Regions from separate parts of the Homo sapiens genome. Here region 1 is linked to region 2. A link is an interaction called in ENCODE POLR2A ChIA-PET data of the cell type or tissue named here. Cell type or tissue: HepG2. All regions are shown on one strand. Each heading gives the region's core, and the rest is flanking DNA. Links, peaks and the distances in the headings are about the cores only.

Region 1 (5,000 bases), core at 1-5,000, 150 kb before region 2:
GATTGTGCCCAACAGCCCCCAGGTGATCCTGTCCTGAAGTCCTTTGATGCTATAGCCAGGGCAGGGCCCCTCTTGAACGCCTCGTGTCTGCTTCTGAGGCCCCAGGGAAGGTGGCAGGCTCCCCGAGGGTCATCTGAGCTCAGCTTCTGGTCCTCTGTGAGGCAGAGCTGCCTGGGGACCCCTTGCCCACCTGGCATCCTGAGGTGACAGCTCCGGCTGGCTTGCCCCTCGCTTCCCTCCCCTACGTTACAACTTGCCATATTTTGTGGCCCGAGGGCTGAGAATTCCAACAGGCAAGAGCAGGGATGGGACCGCCCACCCAGTTCCAGTCGTGTGTCTTACTAATTATGCCACACACCGGAAAACTTAATTAAATCGATGCTTGGTGTGTAATTTCAACTAGTTTGGAAGTCAGGGGAAATCAAACAAACAGCCGCATGGCCCAGCCAGCCCCCGTCACCTTGGCAAAATCCCGCTGGGTCCCGGGTGCTGGGGTCCCGCCCTGTTCGGCTGTGGTGAAAATGCCTCCTTCTCTCAGGGTCCCCAGAGGAAACCCCTGGTCCCTCCACTCCGCAGCCTCAATTACAAACACGCACACACATATGCCCCACAGACATGCACATGCACACACACACACACGTGCACACACACACACAGCAGGAGTTGCAGGAGGAAGCCAGGCAGCCAGCGGGGACCCAGGAGGGTGGGAACACCCCAAGAACCAGGGCTGGTTTTCTTTCTTGCATTAAATGTTTATGCAGACAGCAGGAGAAATACACAAGGAAAGGCCAGGCGTCCCGAACGCAAGTCCAGCGCCTGAGCTTCCTGAGCTTCCTGGCATTCATTTCCAAGTCTCTCTTGGGCCCTCCCCCTCCTTCTCTCTGTTCCTCTTTGGGACACACCTGTGCTCTATGTTCTGCATGGAGGGGGACCTCAGCCACAGGCAGTCCTTGTCCCACAGGGGCCCAGGAAGAGCGTCCCGGTAGACAGCAGTGGCAGAGGGAGACCCCAGAGGTACAGAGGCGGAGGGGACAGGAAGCCACTGCTGGGCTGGACCTGGGCGTCCTCTAGCTCATCCCAGTGTGGGGTTTTGAACTGTGTACTCTGTCAGCAAAGAGAATTTGGAGATAAACAGAAGAGGGGCTCCAAGGCAGTGGGAGAAGCTCAAGTGAACATTTACTCAACAGCCTCCACCACCAGAATCTTTCTCCGGGGCTGAAGACGTGTGGGGTGGCACATAGCGTCACACAGGACAGACAGGCCCTGCGGAGGAGATGCGGTACCGTGAGACGCGAGGGAGCACACGGACGTCAGGAGAAGCCTGTGGCTTCCCACTCCCCTTAGAATAGTCCCCAGAGGCCACCCCTAGTTTGCGGGTGAGGAAACTGAGGCCCAGAGACCTGAGTCAGTGCGTGGCATACATTGAAGCAAATTTGAAGAGGCTCAGCCTCGGTGGGTGGCTGCGTGCTGGTGAATTGTGACTGAGGGGGCACACAGGGACAGGGACGGTGCTCAGGGCAGGCCTCTCGGGGGGTTTTGAGCTGGGGCCCAATGGACCAAGTGTTGGCTCTGGGCCGGGCACGGGGCTTTTTTTGGCAGGCGTCTCACTTCTGGGTAGCCTGCCCGTGGCTGCATTCTAGAGACCAGGAGACTGAGGCCCACAGAGCTTACGAGGCAGCCTGCGTTCTCAGGGTTGGGGAGAGTAGCCAGGGGCTCGGACCTCGCCGTGCCACACTCGCCCGTCCACCATGCCGCCCTGTTCTCACAAGGCCATGGCGCTCCCAGCACACAGGAGGAGCCCAGATGGGAAAGGGCTGGAGCATGAACGTGACGAGGCCTTGCCTTCGGAGGGGTGAAGGTCATCCCAGGGTCCCCCGGCCCCCCTGCGCACTCCCAGAGGGACGGCCCTGCAAGCGGTGGCCACCCGGACCTTGCAGGGGTGAGGCCCCAGGCTGCCGAGGAACGAAGGAGGGGCTGCTCTCGCTTCCCACGTTCCCGGGCCCTGGGTCCCTCAGCCTCCCGGTGGCCCCGCTACCCAGCTCTCACTGACACCAGCTCAGGAGCAAGCAGGAGACTACCCGGTGACCTGCCAGGTTCAGGCCTGGGCTCCAACCCTGCGGGCCACTCCCGGCCTGGCCACCCCACCGCATCTCCAAGCCCCATCTCCCTCTTGGGGACCGTGTCTCTGGGTTTTGTGAGGCTGAATTCTTCTCAGCTCTCAGGTGTTAAGACCATCTCCTCCAAGAGGCCTCCCTGAGCCCCGGCCCCCACGATGATCCTGCTGGCATTCTCTCTCCTCCTCAGGCGGCTCTGGGTTTCTTCCTGTCTAGGTGGAATGGGCTACTTCCTGCCATGCTGTCCCTCTACTCCCAGGATCCAAGGCAGACCGGAGACTGGCCAGTAGATGCAGGTGACTCCAGGGGACAATCCGGGTCCCTTCTCCTCCGGGGTGCTCGAGTCCTGAATTGACTTGGAATGTCCGGGCCCAGCCCCTGCTCTGGGCCCTGCTAGGTCACTGGTGGGTCTTCTCCAAGGAGCCGGGCCCTAGCCTAGGCCCACCCTTCCAGTGACCCCAACAAAAGGAGGGTGGGGGCCTCTGTCTGGAGCGGGCCTGGAAGGGGAACCCACTGCTCAACCCTGACAGCCCCTGCCACACTCCCCAGGATCCAGTAGTGGGGCAAGGGGGTGGGAGGGGCACGGGGATGGGAGGAGACCAGCGTAGGTGCTGAGTCTCTTGGTGGTCTGTGCCTCAGAGCCCCAGAGACACTTCACCCCTCCCTGCCCCCCTTTCTCCTGCCCTCCCTCCCTCCCTTCTTCCTCCCTCCTCCCTGTCCTGCCCTCTTCCTTCTCCTCCCCCCTTCTCCCTCCCCCTCCTTATCTCCCTCTTTCCCTCCTTCTCTCCCTCCCTCCCTCTCCCTTCTCCCTCCCACCTTCCCTCCCTCATCTCCCCAACCTCCTCCCCAGCCCTGCCCTTCACAGCTCTGCTCTCCCTGTTCCTGAGGTTCTCTTGGTCCCTGCCTCTCCCCTTTTCTCTCTCCATTTCTTTCCTCCCCACCTCACCCCCATCCAAGAGAGGGGCCGTGGGGGGCAGAGGCTTGCAGTTCCCAAAACAGTCATCTCTCTGCATCTGCACCTCTGCAAAACTGGGCGCTCTGGAAAACTGAGGCTGCCTGAGCCTGAACCTGCAGCCCTGCTCCTCAACTCCTCCCCACGCTCCTCCCTCCTCCCTCCTCCCCACCTCCTCCCTGCTCCCCAACTCCTCCCCACCCTCCTCACTCCTCCCCACCCTCCTCCCTACTCTCCTCCTCTTCTTTCCTGCCCCCTCCCTCCCCCTCCTCCCTCCTTCACCCTCTTCCCTCTCAAGCCAGTATTTTTAGCTCGCTGCTGTGCATTCGTGTGCAGGGTGCTCTCTGATGCCTGGATGAGGTTTTATCTGTCGTGGTAACCCCAAGGGCAGCTGGCAGACTTTTTCCTCTTAAGTTTGGAGCGCACTCCCCTCTTCCCCAGCTCGGGCCTTGGCTGGATTGGGGCAGGTCTCTCGCCTGCCTGGGTCTGGGGCCCGGGCTCTGCGTCCAGGCTGCCCGGCCTCCCCTCCCTGCCGCTGCCTCCTTCGCCTGCTCCCCCTCCTCTTCCTCCTCCTCGGCCTCGGGCCTTTGTCTCTGGAAGACCCGGAGCTGCTGGAGCGCCTGCCCGCGCCGCACCCGGGCTCTGCAGCCTCTCGCCGCCTTCCCCTCCCTTCTCTTCTCATTTAGCCCTTTCCTCGGGCAGCCTCTCTCAAGGCTCCAATCCTTCTGCATTTGTTCCTCGCCTTCCCTGCCTTCCTTTTTCCACCTCCTCCTTTTCTCCCTCCCCCTTTTCTCTCCTCTCCTGACACTGTTCTCCTTGCCTTTAGGGAATGGAAAAAACCCCACAGTTGGAATGTGGGGACCCCAGCTTCTCTCCCCCATCCCATATTTTTCTCTGCCCTCAGCAGCCTCCCCCTGGACAACAGGGTGGGGGGGGGAATCGGGGGGGGCATTGTGAGGGGATTCTGGGGCTGAGGGGTTTCCTGGAGCCCACGTCTCCAAGGCGAGCCTTCTGCAGGGCCCACCCTGACGCCCATGCCTTTCTGGGACTCTCTGGGGTCCAGCCTGGCTCTGGTGGGACCCCCATGTGGCCTGGGCAGGAGCCAGCACAGCTCTTCTCCTTCCCCAGGCTGTCTCTGTCCCTACAACCTGGGTTCTCAGAGATTTCTTCTCAAGGCACCTCCCTCCCTCTTCCCCGATCTGGCACCAACCTGAATTTACCTTTAAGAATATCACTTAAAATAAGCAACCTGTTGTCCTCAGCACTTTACAGCTTGCACATCTCTCTGCTCAGGTCATGGCAACTATGTACCTTGGGCCCTATTTCACTCTCCCTGGTGATAAAGGAGGCACGTGCCCAGCACCTCGGGCGCTGCCATCAGACCCACCTGAACTGGACCCAGGTCTCACCTCACTGAGCCTTCATGCGAGCACCAGGCTGAATACCTTCTTGGGGCTCAGAGACTCAGAGAGGCAGTGTCCTCCGCCCGAGGTCACACAGCCCCAGCTGGTGCAGAGGAGGTGTTTGGGGGCTAAGTGTGAGGAGCTTGCGACCTCGGGGGACTCTACCATCTCCTTTTGGGGCTGGTCTCATGCCTGTCCTCTCCCCAGGTCAGGATGGGGCCGGGACTGAGGGAGCCCCCACTTTGCTTCCTCACCTACTCCTGACCCCCCGGGCTTTTCTGTGGGGCTGACTCGGGATGGTTGGTGGAGAAGGTGCTGCCTGTCCTCCTTGTCCCATCCAAGACCCCCAGCCTCGGTACCCCTCTGTCCACTCCACTCTCTGGGCCCCCTGTTGCAGTCTGGACTCAGCTTTCCTCCTCCTCCCCTCTCCTCTCTCCCTCAGGCCTCTGCTTTCCTGATTCTTCTACCTGGGCTGGCCCCTGGCTGGGCCCCCTCCAACCCCTCTCTTGTCCCTCTCTCCAAGGGCCTCTC
Region 2 (16,028 bases), core at 6,150-11,149:
CGTAAAATGGGCCCACTTGACTCACCCACTCCCTTTCTCTTCCTGGGAGTGAGTGAGCCGCCCACAGGCAGTGGTCATTCTCTGCTCCTGCACCTGCCACCGCCAGCATCACAGTGACCAGGGGTTAAGGTGGCCAAATCCCCCTTTTCAGAAACCCATTTGGCTGTTTTACCTACCCTCATCCTCCAATCTTATTTCTATCAGTTTTTTTAAAAATGATTTTTTAAGGCCGGGTGCGGTGGCTCACATCTGTAATCCCAGCACTCTGGGAGGCCAAGGCAGGAGGACCCCTTGAAGCCAGGAGTTTGAGATCAACCTGGGCAACAAAGCAAGACCCCCATCTCTACAAAAAAAAAAAAAAAAAAAGTTTTAACCGCAAAAAAAAAAAAAAAAATTTTCCCTCCTCTGCTGACTCTTGCCTTATCTCTCAGTTAGTTCAGAATCCAGGAAGGAAAAGGGAAGTTATTCACTGAGCCCACTCAAAGACAACAGAAATCCCAATGGGAATTATGAAATATTTGCTCAATATGAAATATTTGCTCAATACAAAACAAAATTTGCAGAATGCAACTAAAAGGACATTTATGGAGAAATATATAATCTTAAGTGCATTTACTTTAAAACAAGAATGACTAAAACATACATGTGTAAAGCTTTCAACTAACTAAAGAAGCTTCAAACAAACAAAAAACAACAGTGGAAGGGAATAAACAATAAAGATAAGAGCATCAATGAAAAGGAAATCAACAATTACAGAATATTCAATAAAGCCCAAAGCTGTTTCTTTGAAATGACAAAATAGAAGAACATCTAGCAAGATTAATCAAGGAAAAGAAGAGTAAAGGCACAAATATCTAACATTAGGAATTTTAAAAAGTATGAAACTACAGATAGACTGGAAGTTTTAAGAATCATAAATGAAATAGAGAATTTACAGGAAAGCATAAATGATCAAAGTTTATTCAAAAACAAGAGAAACCCTGTCGGGTGCGGTGGCTCACGCCTGTAATCCCAACACTTTGGGAGGCCGAGGCGGGTGGATCACGAGGTCAGGAGATCAAGACCATCCTGGCTAGCACAGTGAAAGCCCATCTCTACTAAAAATACAAACAAAAAATTAGCCGGGCGTGGTGGCGGGCGCCTGTAGTCCCAGCTACTCGGGAGGCTGAGGCAGGAGAATGGCGTGAACCCGGGAGGCGGAGCTTGCAGTGAGCTGAGATCGCACCACTGCACTCCAGCCTGGGCGACAAAGTGAGACTCAGCCTCAAAACACACACACACACACACACACACACACAAAAACAAGAGAAACCCTAAATAAATCAATGGCCATTAAAGAAAAGAAATCAGCATTTTAAAAAATCACGCTTTGGCCGGGCGCGATGGCTCATGCCTGTAATCCCAGCACTTTGGGAGGCCAAGGTGGGCAGATCACAAGGTCAGGAGTTCAAGACCAGCCTGACCAACAGGATGAAACACTGTCTCTACTAAAAATACAAAAATTAGCCAGGCGTGGTGGTGCGCACCTGTAATCCCAGCTACTCAGGAGGCTGAGGCAGGAGAATCGCTTGAACCCGGGAGGCAGAGATTGCAGTGAGCTGAGATGGTACCACTGCACTCCAGCCTGGGCAACAGAGCAAGACTCCATCTCAAAAAAAAAACAAAAAAACCAAAAAAAAATGAGCCAGGTGTGGTGGCACGCACCTGTAATCCCAGCTACTCGGGAGGCTGAGGCAGGAGAATTGCTTGAACCTGGGAGGCAGAGGTTGCAGTGAGCCGAGATCATGCCACTGCACTCCAGCCTGAGCAACAGAGACACCGTCTCAAAAATAAATAAATAAAACTTAAAAAAATAAAAAATCACCCCTCCTACTCTCCACCTCCCCAGAGAAACCCCATATGCGGTGGACAGAAATGAGACCGAGATGTTTCTCAGAGGCAGAAGGAAGACAGGAACAGCTAGGGGTCTGGAAGTATTTGAGTCTCATGATCTCATCCTTACTCAGGGCTGCTCCATTCCTGTCCTTATCCCTGTTTTGTTTCACGTGGACTCCTAAGTTCTCCTTTTCCTTAGGCACATTCGGCTTGGTGTCTGTCATCGTATGTAACCTGAATACAAGCAGGGTACTAAATGTCCCAGTCATTTTCAAAAAATGATGGAGTGGCACAGTGTCTCACATGGTCCCAGGGTTCCCCTTTACACAAATACCTTCAAAATTCCACATTGGTGGCCACTGCTAAAAACAAGCTTTCCTTCTCTGTCTGCTTCTGAAACACCTCCCTAGCAGCTGATCCTACGTGCTTCCTTCCTTTGTGCCACATCAGCCCAGTCTTGGGTGGGGGGCTTCTGGTCCCACCTGCTGTTCTGCTCTTGGAGGGCCAGAGAATCCTAGATCTCCATGCCAGCCACGCAGCCCCCATCCTCCCCAGTCCCCTGGGGAAATCTTGGTGAGGAATTTCAGGTAACTCAAGTTTGCCTCCCTGTTGTACTGGAACCCATTCTCTACTTCTCAGAGCTCTTAAGCGGATTCAGTGCAAGGTGTTCAGCCCCGGTCTGACACAGGGCTGGGCCTTAAGAGTTCAGTATATGACGTATCTCCTTCATCCTCCACCCCAATGCCAACACAGAGCCTGGCCAAGCAGCACTTCCTCTAGAGGGAAATTTCCTCTAGTAGAAGGCAGAGAACGGGAGGAGCTCTAGACCACTGGGTAAGAGACTTCGGGGGCTACCGAATGACAGAGTTAAAAGGGACTTCAGGGCTGGGCATGGTGGCTCACGCCTGTAATCCCAGCACTTTGGGAGGCTGAGGCGGGTGGCTCACTTGAGGTCAGGAGTTCAAGACCAGCCTGACCAATATGGTGAAACCCCGTCTCTACTAAAAATACAAAATTTAGCTGGGTGTGGTGGTGTGTGCCCGTAGTTCCAGCTATTCGGGAGACTGAGGCAGGAGAATCGCTTGAACCTGGGAGGCAGAGGTTGCAGTGAGCCGAGATTGTGCCACTGCACTCCAGCCTGGGTGAGAGAGCGAGACTCCATCTCAAAAAAAAAAAAAAGGAAAGGGAAGGACTTCAGGCGTGAGCAACCAGGTTATTGCTCAACCTTGAATTTTTCTTCTGGAAGACTCTGGCATACACAGTCCCTTGTAGTAAGCTCCCAGCATGGAAGAAGGCACCAAGACAGAGACTGGGTAAGAACTGAGGGTCCATTGAAAGTCCTTAGAATCAATGCCCTTGAGCGGACAGACTCCCCAGCAGCCCTGCAGGCATTGTCAGAGGATAACCCGATGTTCTAACCCCTCCTGTCAGGCCACCATCATTCAAGCACAACTACACATGTGGAGGCCCAGCCGGGAAACCAGTAGCTGGTCAAACGCGTTGCAATAAATATATTTTCAGCCAATGATAACTATTTAATTGGGTCCTAATTAATGAATGTTCACAGAGCATTTGTGATGCTTCAGAGAACGGTCCCCTGAAAGACACAAGTGCTATGAGTCTATTAGCAGTGGCATTTTAAGGCACTCAAAATTGTAGGTGTGCTAGATCCCAGAAGATTACATTCACTGAAAGTGAACATTAAAATTAGTGCCCTTGTGTGACCCCACCTTTCTCCACTCCTTCTTTCCTCCTTCCTGCTTCCAGAAACATCACGGGTCTGACAGAGCCATGTGGTGGGAATAAGGCTCTTGTAGACTCACAACATTTGACTCTCAGGCTGAGAACTAGACCTTCTCACCTGGGACTCCACGGGGGCAGGTGTGGGTCTCCTTCATTCATGGCTGCACCCCAGCCCCTAGTGTAGGGCTGGCCTGGCACCAATAAGGGGCCTCATCTCTCAGAAGGATGAATACATGAAATGTTAGCCTCAACTTATCAGAGCGCTGGGCTCCCAGCCTCTCCATAGCAGGATCACAGACTGCTGGGCTCCTAGCACCCTAGACTGAAGGATGTGGAGGGCAGCACCCCTATTCTGCAGATGCAAAACCAAGAAACTTCAGGGCTTCCGCCTCACACTTCTGGTTGTTGGAGCAGGAGAGGAATGGAGAGAAGGAAGGAAAGGGGGCGAAGGAAAAGTCTTCTCTCCTGGTTATCAAGGGACACCCCATGAGCTGGGACAGCAACAGAAGCTCCCTCTCCCCAGAGGGCCCCAGGACCCCTCCACTTTCCCTGCTCTGCCCTCATTCTCCCCTCCACAGGGCCAGGAAAGGCAAGGTAGCTCTGGGAGCTGAGAAGATCCTGAAGGAAGAGTGTGGGCTGTGACCTGCCCCCATGGGCTGCACTCTCCCTCTCCCACGCTGGGGAATTCCACCAGGGCTCAGGGAGTTCTTTCATCCGCCCCTGGGTGAATCTTGGACTCTTTTTTTGAGATAGAGTTTCATTCTTGCTGCCATTACAATGGCACAATCTTGGCTCACTGCAACCTCTACCTCCCGGGTTCAAGCGATTCTCCTGCCTCAGCCTCCCAAGCAGCTGAGACTACAGGTGCACACCACTGCGCCTGGTTAATATTTTTGTGTGTATTTTTAGTAGAGATGGGGTTTCATCACGTTGGCCAGGCTGGTCTCGAACTCCTCGAACTCCTAACCTCAGGTGATCCGCCTGCCTCGGCCTCCCAAAGTGCTGGGATTACAGGTGTGAGCTACCGCGCCCGGCCAAAACTTGGACTCTTTTATTGAGCTGTTCTCCCTAATCCACCTTCCATTTCCACTCAATGGGACTCACTAGTTAGCGGGCTATGGATCCACTGGGGAGGGTTGTGTGGCCCAAGATGATGGAGAAAGAGCTCCAGTCGGTCCCGGGAGGCCTGGCCTTTTTTGGACCAGTTTCCCTGACTGGAAAATAAGCTTTGATTAGAAGAGCTCTGAGCCCCCTTGCAGCTCCAATCTGCTCAGATTTTATTTTTTTATGGACTCCATTCTTGAGCAGTGCAGCCTTGGGCAAGTCACCAAAGCGAAATCCTGGTAGCTCATCTGTAAAATGGGCACATTACTGGAGGAAGCCTGGCAGCAGGGGGGTGGGGGAGCTTCTCACCACTGCCCACTCCTTGCTGCACGTCTCTTGGGTCCACCTTGGAGGGGGTTCGCAGCTCACAGTTAAGAGCTCAGACCTGGGTGTCTGGCAAGGCTGGCTTTGAGTTCCAGCTTCACCGGTGACTGACTGCGTGTCAGCAGCTCAGGCCCTGCCTTTCAGTCTCCTCATCCATAGAAAGGAATGTAATGAGTACCAACTCCCTAGGATTGCTGGGAGACAATACCTTTAAGCTCATGGCATGTCCTAAGTGCCAACTCAGTGCCAACTGTCACTTTGTGATTGGCTGAAGTTTCCAGGGCTCACGGCCTGGAGAGGGCCACTGGCTCAGGGACAGAGCCAGAACCAGATCTTGAGGTCCCAAGGAGTGATGTACATGCAGCAGTGAGCACAGGCTGTTCCTGGCTGCCCTGTCCCCTCCCCACTTGCTACAAACCTTTCTCTGAGAAGCCCAGGATCTCACGGAGGCTCTAAGATCTGCAAGGGCCCGACCCATCTCTGGAAGAACCCTATGTGACAGGCCTCCTTCCCTCGTCTGCCCCTTCCCAGGCTCTGCAAGGCCAACTCTCCCAGAAGGCAGCAGCACGTCCTGCCTGCTGCTTTGCTGGGCTCAGAGGAAACCCTGTCCCAGCCCGCCGGAAGGTGGTGACTTCCCGGGCTGCTGTGTCCAGAGGCAAGCGGCCAGGCTCCACCAGGACCCGTGAAACAAGAACTGGAGCCTTGACCCTGGTTGGTCTGAGTGTGTGTGTGTCCTTGTGGAAGTCATGCTTTGGACCTTTGCCTTTGGCTCCCTGTTTGTTCCTGGAGTGCCATGATACACCCACCAGCCCTGGCCCAAATCCCCCTGCCTCCTGGACACTTAGCTCAGGCGTCTCAGCTGAGGCTCCCTCTCTATTTATGCACTGGGCTCCAGTATTTGCAGGCTTCTTTTAGAGCCTTAATAGTAAACTTTCCCAACTGGGGCTCACACCCATGGTTGTGCTTGAATGATAGTGGTCTGACATGAGGGGGTTAGAAAACTCGGTTATTCTCTGATGATGCCTGCAGGGCTGCTGGGGAGTCTGTCTGCTCAAAGGCATCGATTCTAAGGACTCCAAATGGACCCTCGGTTCTTGTCCAGTCTCTGTCCTCGTACTTCCTTCCATGCTGGAAGCTTACTAAAAGGGACCGTGTATGCCAAGAGCTACTGGTGTTATCTCCTTAAACCCTCCCAACCTAGCCCCATGAGGTGGCGCCGACTGACAATTCTATTCCCATTTGACAGCTGGGCCAGCTGAGGTTCCAAGTATAATTTGCCCAAGGACACACCCAGCCAGGAAGTGGAAGGGCGGAATTTAAACCCAAAGCTACTGACTGGACTCCAGAGTTCAGCTTTTACCCTCCTCCCTGGGCAGCCTCCACTCTGCCTGCCAGGGCCTGAGTTCTCAGAGGGCAGGGGCTGTTTCCGGCTCAGCCCAGGTGCCGTCCAGGGCCCAGTGCAAGGCCCAGGACCTGGCTGGTATCTAGGTGGCACCGAATGCATTCAGTCTACTGACAGAAGCAATACAATGTGTGTGCGTGACAGAGAGGCTGTCAGACACACAGGAACAGAGGGAGAGGAGAGAGAGAAAGAGAAAGAAAAATAGGAGGAGGCTCACGGGGTAGGCCGGTGTCTGGTCCAGAGCCCCTCAACCCACAGCCCAACCAGAGAGGAGGACCCCCGGTGCTGGAGAGTGGGACACCCGAGCCTACCCGCGGTGCTGGGCCCTACTCAAGGCTGTAAACCAGAATGTAGAGGTGGTAATAGGGAGCCGCAGATGGTCCGGGAGCAGGGGAGTGACGCAGTGCGGTGCCCACACCACCTGATTGGGTGCAGAAGACACCAGCCCAATCCCACGAGAGCTGGGCGGACCCGGCGGACCGCGAGGGAAGGAGGGGGTGGGCGCAAGTGGCAGCCCTCCTGCCCGTGTCAGAGCCCACGCGACCGCTCCAGGCGGGCTCGTTCTCGGGGGAGAGGGGACGGCCAGCGGGAGCGGCCGGACTCTGGGATTTGGGGAGGCCGTGGGGGAACGGTTCACTGGCCTTCTGGGGCGGAAAGCGGGCGAGGCGACCCCCAAGAGAGCCCCGGCCGGGACGCGCGGACCCCAGAAGCTCGGGCGGGGGCGCCCCTCGGAGGAATGTTTCCGGGGCCCGGACCGCGCCGCCGCCGCAGCCTTTCCTCCCTCTCCCCGCCCGGCTCGCCGGCCGCCCTCGCGCCCCCTCCAGGGCCCCCTATCTTCCCCCACCCGAACCCCACATCACTGCCCTCCGGGCCGGCTGCGCCCAGGCACTTGGTGCAGATGTAACCTCTCCGCGGGCCCCGCCTCCGCCGGGAAGCCGCGCGCGGTTGCCAGGAACGCGGCAGGCGATCGGAGCTGGACGGCGGCCCGGGCATCTCGGCACTGGCGGCGCTCGGCCCTCCTGGGCGGCCCTGGCCCGGCCCTCTCCCCACTGGCGCCGCTGCGCTTGCTCCGATTCCCTCCGCGGGGCTGAGCCTCTCCACCGCGCCCCTACCCTCCGATTCCGGTCTCTTCCGCTGCCTCGGATTCTTTCCCTCCTGTGTTCCCGCTCCTCCCCGATCACCTCCTACTCGCCCCCTTTCCTTCTGGAGCAGAGAGTACAAGAAAAGGGGTTCATCCACCCCACTCTTCGCCAGCCCGCTGTGGGGTGGTTGGGGTCCCCATGTCCCCCTTGGTAACACCTTCCCCACCGTCTCCCCAGGATCTCAGGAGCCCCCTCTCCCTCAGACAAACAGATCTTAAGCTGGGCTTTGTGGATGACCTTGGGTGGGGGGTGTCCCTGAAATTCTGTGTCACATTTGGGGTGCATTTGTCTGGAGAGAATCCAAACATTTCATCGGTTTCTCAAAGACACCAGTGGTTAAGAAAGGTTAAAAAAAAAAGCAGTCCCAGGTCGGGCGCGGTGGCTCACGCCTGTAATCCCAGCACTTTGGGAGGCCGAGGCAGGCAGATCACTTGAGGTCAGGAGTTCAAGACAAGCCTGGCCAACATGGCAAAACGCCGTCTCTACTAAAATACAAAAATTAGCTGGATGTAGTGATGCGCACCTGTAATGCCAGCTACTCCGGGAGGCTGAGGCATAAGAATCACTGCAGCCTGGGAGACCGAGGTTGCAGTGAGCTGAGATCTCACCACTGCACTCCAGCCTGGGCGTCAGGGGGAAACTGTGTCTAAAAAAATGAAAACAGGCCAGGTGCTGTGCGTGGCTCACAACTCTAATCCCAGCACTTTGGGAGGCCAAGGCAGGCGGATCACTTGAGGTCAGGAGTTCAAGACCAGCCTAGCCAACATGGTGAAACTCCGTCTCTACTAAAAATACAAAAATTAGCTGCACGTGGTGGTGCATGCCTGTAATCCCAGCTACTTGGTAGGCTGAGGCAGGAGAATCCCTTGAACCTGGGAGAAGGTTACAGTGAGCTGAGATCAAGCCACTGCATTCCAGCCTGGACGACAGAGCAAGACTGTGTTTCAAACAAACAAACAAACAGAACACCACAGCCCCAGTGATGCCTCCCATGCACCTTACTAATCTATGCAGCACTTATTTATTGAAGACCTACTATGCTCCAAGTGCATTCTAAGCCCTAGGGCTGCAGCTAGGAACTCTAGACAAGGACCTCACAGGAGACAAAGGGGTCATGACAGGTGCTCTGGGGCTGGGAAGGAACTGGGGAGAGGCATGAAAAGGAATGACAGGTGGGCTTCACCCAGGGCTGAGGTGTGGGGTGTCTCTGAGGACTTCACAGGGGCACTGGCACCTACCTGGCCTGCCCCCAGCCTCCCCACTTCCAGAACTTACCTTAGGAGTGCAGCCCTTGCCCACTCTGTTCCCACAGCTATGGTAAATAGGACTCAAAACATACTTGGGCCGGGGGGGTGGAGGTCCCCAACTCTACCCCACCCTCTGCTCTCAGTGAGCTGAGATCGAGCCACTGCACTCCAGCCTGGAGTAGGTAGAGCCCAGAGTGGCCCAAAGGTCTGTTATATGGAGACAGGCTCCAATTTTGAGTCTGTGTTTGTTTTATCGTTAAGAACAACAGCTAGCATGTATTGAGCACTTTCTATGCAGCAAGCACTGCAGTAAGCATTTTTTGTGCCTTTATTCACCACTTGAGCAAGTTTTCTACAGAGCCCCTCCCCTTGCCAGGCACTGTGCCAGATGCTGGGGCTATGCAGTGGGGAGGCAGACAGGCCCTTGCCCTCATGGAGCTCACAGACTGGTAGAAGAGACAACAAATGAATTCAGAACGAAGCGCAGCCTGTCATAAGGACCAGAAATGAAATCAGCGAGGTAATGAGATGGACAGCAACCAGCCAGCAAGGGAGGACGGGGCGGCTGCTTTGGATAGGGGTGGTGTCTTGGGCTATAACAAAATGCCTTAGACTGGGTCATTTATAAACAATAGAAATTTATTTCTCACAGTTCTGGCGGCTGGGAATTCCAAAGTCAAGGCACCAACAGATTTAGTGTCTGGTTAAGGACTTGTTCTCTGCTTCCAAGATGGTACCTTTTAGCTGTTTAGCTGTGTCCTCACATGGAGGAAGGGCAAAAAGGTCCAAGCAGACTGCTTCAGGCCCTTTCTTTCTTTTTCCTTTTTTTTTTTTTTTTTTTTTTTTTTTTGTGAGACAGAGCCTCTGTTGCCCAGGCTGGAGTGCAGTGGCAATCACGGCTCACTGCTACCTCTGCCTCCCAGGTTCAAGCTATCCTCGTGCCTCAGCCTCCCAAGTAGCTGGGATTACTGGCGCCTACCACCATGCCCAGCTAATTTTTGTATTTTTAGTAGAGGTGGGGTTGTACCATGTTGGCCAAGCTGGTCTCAAACTCCTGACCTCAAGTGATCCTCCTGCCTTGGCCTCCCAAAGTGCTGGAATTATAGGCATGAGCCACCACGCCTGGCCCTCAAGCCCTTTTTTAAAGGGATTAATTTCCTTTGTGAGGGCAGAGCCCTCACCACCTAATCATCTCCTGAAGGCCCTACCTCTAGTGCATTGGGGATTAAGTTTCAACGTGAATTTTGGAGGAACACAAACATTCAACCCATAGCAGGTGGGCAGGGGGCACTGGAGCTGAGACCTGAGGGTGAGAATGAGCTGGTCTCTCCAAAAGCCAGGAAGAACTTCAGAGGCAGAGGAACAGCCTATGAAAATGCCCTTGTCATTTTCACAAAAATCTTGTCAGGTGGATACCAGTACTGTGCCTGTTTTACAGATTAGGAAATTGAAGCTCAAAAAAGTGAAACTCCTTCTTGGATGGAGTCACCCCTCTGGGACCAGATGGAGCAACCCCTGGAACCCAGAGCTCCCCTCCCCTTTTCTCTGCCCCCTTTCCCCGACTTTGATCCTAAGAACTGGCCAGCAGGCCCTCTGCAGGCAGCAGTGTGTGGCAGTGTGCAGGAGAACGTGCTCAAGTCTGGATCAGGAGGCCTGAGTTCTAATCCTGTCCCTGCCTCTCCCAAGCAGGGTGATGTTGGGTGATTCACCTACCCTCCCTGGGCCTCAGTTTCCCTTCTGTGTCATCACCCCGGCTAGCTTAAGCAATAAGCATATCCTTATCCTAAGAATAACATACGGCATGCCTCTCACAAGGTCACAGTCCAGCAAAGTCAAGGACATAGAGAGCTTAACAGACGATGCACACCCAGAAAGTGCTTGATGTAATCTGATCATAACTGTCATCCGATTAAATCAAGTGTTGTTACAGAAGTGGTTTTTAACCTGGCAAAAATGAGACAGGGTTTTTTGTTGCTGCAGGGCATCAACGGAAAGGGCAAGAGGGGTTGCCTTCTGGGTCTAGCTCTGTCACCCAGGCTGCAGTGCCATGGTGCAATCATGGCTCACTGCAGCCTCGACTTCCTGGGCTCAAGCAATCCTCCCTCCTCAGCCTCCTGAGGAGCTGGGACTACAGACGCATACCACCATGCCCAGCTGGTTGTATTTTTTGTAGAGACGGGGTTTTGCTATTGCCTCAAACTTTTGCTAAAGGGTGTCTGGCAGCATGGCCCCATACCCCCTTTAATGCTCTTCCCCAAGCACTTGATCCCTGTGTGTCTCTTAAGGACGCAGCTCTAGCAGGTGCCATCTGCACCTTTGCCCATCAGGTACAAGGAGGAGATTCTGCTCACTTAGTCCTTTCCTTAGCAGGAGCTGACTCAGACCCCACTGTGCTCCCCCGCTGAGGTGCAAGAGACAGGAGGCAAGAAACGCTGAGCTGAGAGAATGGAGAATCTCACAGCTGGTGGTAAATTAGCAGTGAGGGCCAGGCGGGTGGCTCACACCTGTAATCCCAGCACTTTGGGAGGCCGAGGCGGGTGGATCACTTGAGGCCAGGAGTTTGAGACCAGCCTGGCCAACACAGTGAAACCCCGTTTCTACTAAAAATACAAAAAATTTGCCGGACATGGTGGTGCACGCCTGTAATCCCAGCTACTCGGGAGGCTGAGGCAGGAGAATCGCTTGAACCAGGGAGATGGAGGTTGCAGTGAGCTGAAATCGAACCACTGCACTCCAACCTGGGTGACAGAGCGAGACCCCGTCTCAAAAAAAAGTAAAGAGAAAAGAAAAAAAGGAAAGAGAAGGTGGGACCAGGTCTTCGAGGCCTGAGGGCCACACAGGGGAGTCTGCTTGGATGGCATGGCTTCCTTTTCCGCACGCTGCCTCAGAGGGGATGCTTTTGGCTGTAAGTAACAGGAAATCTGACCCCGGCTAGCTTAAGCAATAAGGATATCACATGGCACAACACAACAGGAAGCCCAGAGGTGGGCAGTCCTCTGGAGTCCCTTCTTCAGTGGGAGCTTATTCCTCAGGGAGCAGCGGAGGCCACCTGCTTCCTTCCTTGAGCCCAGCAGGAGGGAGAGAGGGCCTCCTGGGTCCAGCCTGGACCAACCTAGATCCCCAGGAGATGCTGCTGTGTGCTGATTGGCTTAGACCAGAGCTCCTGAACCAATCAACTGCCAAGGAATTGGCTGAGCCTAAACAAGGCCGGCACCTAGAGCTGGCTCATCCCCCAATCCAGTGCCGCTACACACTGATAAAACAGAAGGGCAGGCCAGCGAGGTGGTTCATGCCTGGGAGGCTGAGGTGGGATGATCACTTGAGTCCAGTAGTTCAAGACTACCTAGGCAGTATGGCAAAACCCTATCTGTACAAAAAATACATAAATTGGCCAGGCGTGGTGGCACATGCCTATAGTCCCAGCTACTGAGGAGGCTCAGGTGAGAGAATCCCTTGAGCCTGGGAAGTCGAGGCTGCAGTGAGCTATGATTGCACCACTGCACTCCAGCCTGGGCAATAGAGCAAGACCTCATCTCAAAAAAAAAAAGGAGGATGTTTGGTTCTTGTTTGCAAAAGACCATTCACTGCAGGGACAGGGACAGGGGCTTGGAGCCTGAGCCCCCCCTCAACCAGGCTTAGAGTGTGAGGGGCTGTGTCCACCTCTTCCTGGTCTCTGCCGCATCCAGCAAGCACAGGGCCAGGCATTTCTCAGCCCAGCATAGTCTGCACCACCCAATGCCTACAGATGAACCCACAGATTAATCATCCCGTGCCAAGTCCTGTGCTGGGCACTGGGATGCAAAATCTCTGGTGGGGACCACAGAAAAGAAATAGCACAGGGATAAGATGGCAGCAAATAGCAATAAAGGCCCCACTGTCAGAGGCATGTGAACCAGAGCAACTCCATCTTGAATGGGGCTGGGTAAAATCAGGCTGAAACCTACCGGGCTGCGTTCCCAGATGGTTAAGGCATTCTAAGTCGCACAGGATGAGACTGGAGGTCGGCACAAGGCACAGGTCATAAAGACCTTGCTGATAAAACAGGTTGCTATAAAGAAGCTGGTTAAAACCCAACAAAACTAAGATAGTGATGAGAGTAACCTCTGGTCGTCCTCACTGCTACACTCCCACCAGCGCCACGACAGTTCACAGATGCCATGGCAACGCCAGGAAGTTGCCCTATATAACCTAAAAAGGGGAGGCATGAACTGCCGGGAGCAGGGCCAGCAGTTGGGAAAGTCCGGGCGGCCCTCCGTCTCAGGCTGGGAAGGCCCTTGTTTAGCATATCATCAAGAAATAACCATTAAAGTGGGCAACAAGCAGCCCTGGCTGCTATGTCTATGGAGTAACCACCCTTTTTTATTTGATGGAGTCTCACTCTGTCGCCAGGTTGGAGTACAGTGGGGAGATCTCGGCTCACTGCAACCTCCGCCTCCCAGGTTCATGTGATTCTCCTGCCTCAGTCTCCCGAGTAGCTGGGACTACAGGCACTGGCCACCACACCTGGCTAATTTTTTGTATTTTTAGTAGAGACAGGGTTTTACCAGGCTGGTCTCGAACTCCTGACCTCAGGTGATCCACCCGCCTCGGCCTTTTGCCCAAGATCCAAGAACCCTCTCTTGGGGTCTGGATCGGGATCCATGGTGGGATCGGGATCCCACCATGATAACTGAACCAAAGAACAAGATCTGGGGTGAAGGGATGGGAGATGCTGTGAGACCAAGTGGTCAGGGACGGTGTCTCTGAGAAGGTGACGGTTAGGCTGAGACCTGAAAGCTGAGAAGGAGCCAGTCACTCCAAGGACAGGGGGCGGAGTGGCTCCTGGCTGAGAGAACAGCATGTGCCAGGGCCCTGTGTCAATGCCTGCTCCTGGTGGGGTACTGGGGAATAAAAAGTCACATCAGTCCCTGCCTCTCCTCAAAGACAGGTGACCCACAGCGCTTCACATATCATTGCCCAGGACCAGCAACAATAGGCCTGGCCATTAGCAAGGGGATGAACAGACAGGGAAATACTACTGAACAATGGCAGGGGAGGGCTACGGAGACAGGCCTGGACAGGGACAGGTCCCAAATAGTACGCTGGGCAGAAACCAGGAGAGGCAGAGTGCGTGCTCTGATTTCAGTTGGGTGAAAAGGCAAAACTGTCGGTGGTGATGGAGGTCAGGCTGGCGGTTCCCTCTGGAGGGATGGAAGCCATCGGCTGTCTTGCCAACAAACATGTAAGAAATTGTGGGTTATACGTTGAAGATCAGGGCATTTTACCAAACGTAAAATATACATCAAGAAAGTACTAAAAAGAAAAAGTACTAAAAATAAGAGAAGATACTATGTGGCCTACAAGGAAAGAAAGAATCCCCCTCCCCACAGCCCACCTCCTTCAAACCAGGAATCTCCTGGCAAGCTTTGTTCCGAGGTCAGCTTCGGGGCAGAAAACAACAGTCCCCGCTCCCTTCCAGAAAAACAACCCAAACCCCATCCCCCATCATCTACAGAGGATGGGGCTGGGGCCTTCCCCCTTCTCTTCTCCTCCCGGCTCCTTCCTCCTCCCTCCTAAGGCCCAAGGTCCAGAAGGGGGTCCCAGGGTGGGGACAGGGTGGTCCAGGAGCAGGTCTAGCAGTTGGGAAAGTCCGGGCAGCCCTCAGTGTCAGTCTGGGAAGGCCTGGGCCTCGCCCGCAGCTGGGCTGTATGTAACCCGAGCCTCTGGCTAAGCGGATTTCTCCCAGGGCAGGACCCCCTCCGGTTCTGGAATGCAGCCTGGGGCGGGAGGTGGAACTGAAGAGGGGGTAACAAAGGGTGACACCGCTTTGAAACTCCGCTTCCTGCCCCCCACCAGCCTCCAGCCTGAACAAACACGCCCTCTCCTCGCTGGGCCTTTGTTGGGAGAGGTGGGGCTGGCCCAGGGCTGCGGTGGCAGCTTCCGCCCCTGCCAGGGCAACCCCAGCCAGGCTGGGGTCAGGGCTTCCACCCTCACCCCCACCACCCATCCTCCAGGCCCAGAAGCCCGAAGCCCACCTCCCACTCCCCTCTCCCCTTGGTTTCTCGAGGGTTCCTACTTGAGTGGGGGCGCCAGTGCTAGGCCCACCCGGTCAGGATCCAGATTGGCCCCCCATGCTGGGGACCTGGCTGTCAGGGGGGTCGTAACACCTTCCAAAGAGACACCCTGTCCCCACATCCCCACCATGGTGGTCCCCGCCTCACCCCTGTCCGCTGGGGCTCAGTCTAGCTTTTTCCCTGTCTGTCTCCTTCTTACCCTGCACACCCTGAAAACTCATCTCCATCCAACTCTGCCTCACTCTCCTCTCCCACCCCACCATTCCCACGTGCATACCGGGGCCCCAGCACACAAGATCCCCAAGCCCAGGCTATCCCGTCCCAGTGCCAGGACAAGACCACCAGCCCGGGTCCTCGGAGCCTCCCTCTCCCCGACGCCCCCTGGGACCCTCCCCTTGGCTGCTCACTCCCCTGGGGACTGTCCTCTGGCCATCCTGCTCCAGCCTCCACTGCGGGGACCCTCAGTCCCCTCCTCAGCCACCAGGCCACAAACCCTGCAGGACAGCCAGGCGCAGCGGATGGGGTGGCCTGGCGGCCAGGCCACTGGAGGCAGTCCCCAGGGAGCCCCGGCGAAAGGGAAGCAAGGATAGAAGTCATCTCGATGGCAACAGCCCTGAGGAAAAGGGGGTGCCGCCAAAGGTGAGCCAGGCTGGAGTGGGCTGGGAGCCTGCCAAGGACCCTGACGGCACCAAACCAGTGGGATATGGGCCAGTTGCACGGACCCTGCGGGGCTCCTCGGGACGTCTCCCCTCCACCAGCTGTGCTGATTTCACCCACACTGCCCGGGGGTCTCCCCTGGGCTCCCTAGCACTCCTGTGCCATCCCTGCCATGCACAGACCACTTTGAGCTGTCCTTGTCTCCATTGCCCCGCCCCCCTCCCCTGCCCATCTGGACTCCAGGGCCCTGCTAATCGCCAGGCACAGGGTGAGGGAAGGAAGGAAGGGAGGGAGGGAGGGAGGGAGGGAGGGACAGAGGGAGGAATGCTCCACCAACTACTCAGGTGCAGGCTGCCCCGACCTTGCAGGTCACGCCCACCCTCCGGGGAGGAACTGGCCCCAGCCTGGTGCTGGTCATTAACTCAATGCCTGGACTCGCCTGGTTAATGAATAATTAAGCTGGACAGAGTCTGACCTCGGG

What was found. ChIA-PET counts read pairs that join two places held together with the same protein. Peaks named below come from ENCODE experiments on the same cell type or tissue, not always from the same donor. Only the 100,000 strongest peaks of a DNase experiment are listed, where the experiment ranks them.
Region 1: POLR2A ChIA-PET joins it to region 2 with 8 read pairs; 2 of 35 experiments call an interaction of 5 or more read pairs at or near these places.

Annotation. Positions count from the first base shown.
Region 1 is chr9:129,398,899-129,403,898 of GRCh38, forward strand. No RefSeq gene overlaps it. Among named protein-coding and RNA genes, the nearest start is that of LINC01503, 64 kb to the left of the region's middle. RefSeq lists an enhancer at 150-1,094. In HepG2, for the core only: no CTCF peak of the experiment used is centred there; no DNase peak of the experiment used is centred there; H3K27me3 peaks cover 3,478 bases.
Region 2 is chr9:129,542,975-129,559,002 of GRCh38, forward strand. No RefSeq gene overlaps it. Among named protein-coding and RNA genes, the nearest start is that of LINC00963, 62 kb to the left of the region's middle. RefSeq lists enhancers at 5,141-5,641, 12,029-12,676, 13,324-13,971, 13,972-14,617, 15,266-15,911 and 1 more and a cis regulatory region at 15,989-16,002. In HepG2, for the core only: CTCF peaks have their summits at 6,252 and 10,428; DNase peaks (open chromatin) are centred at 6,307 and 9,167.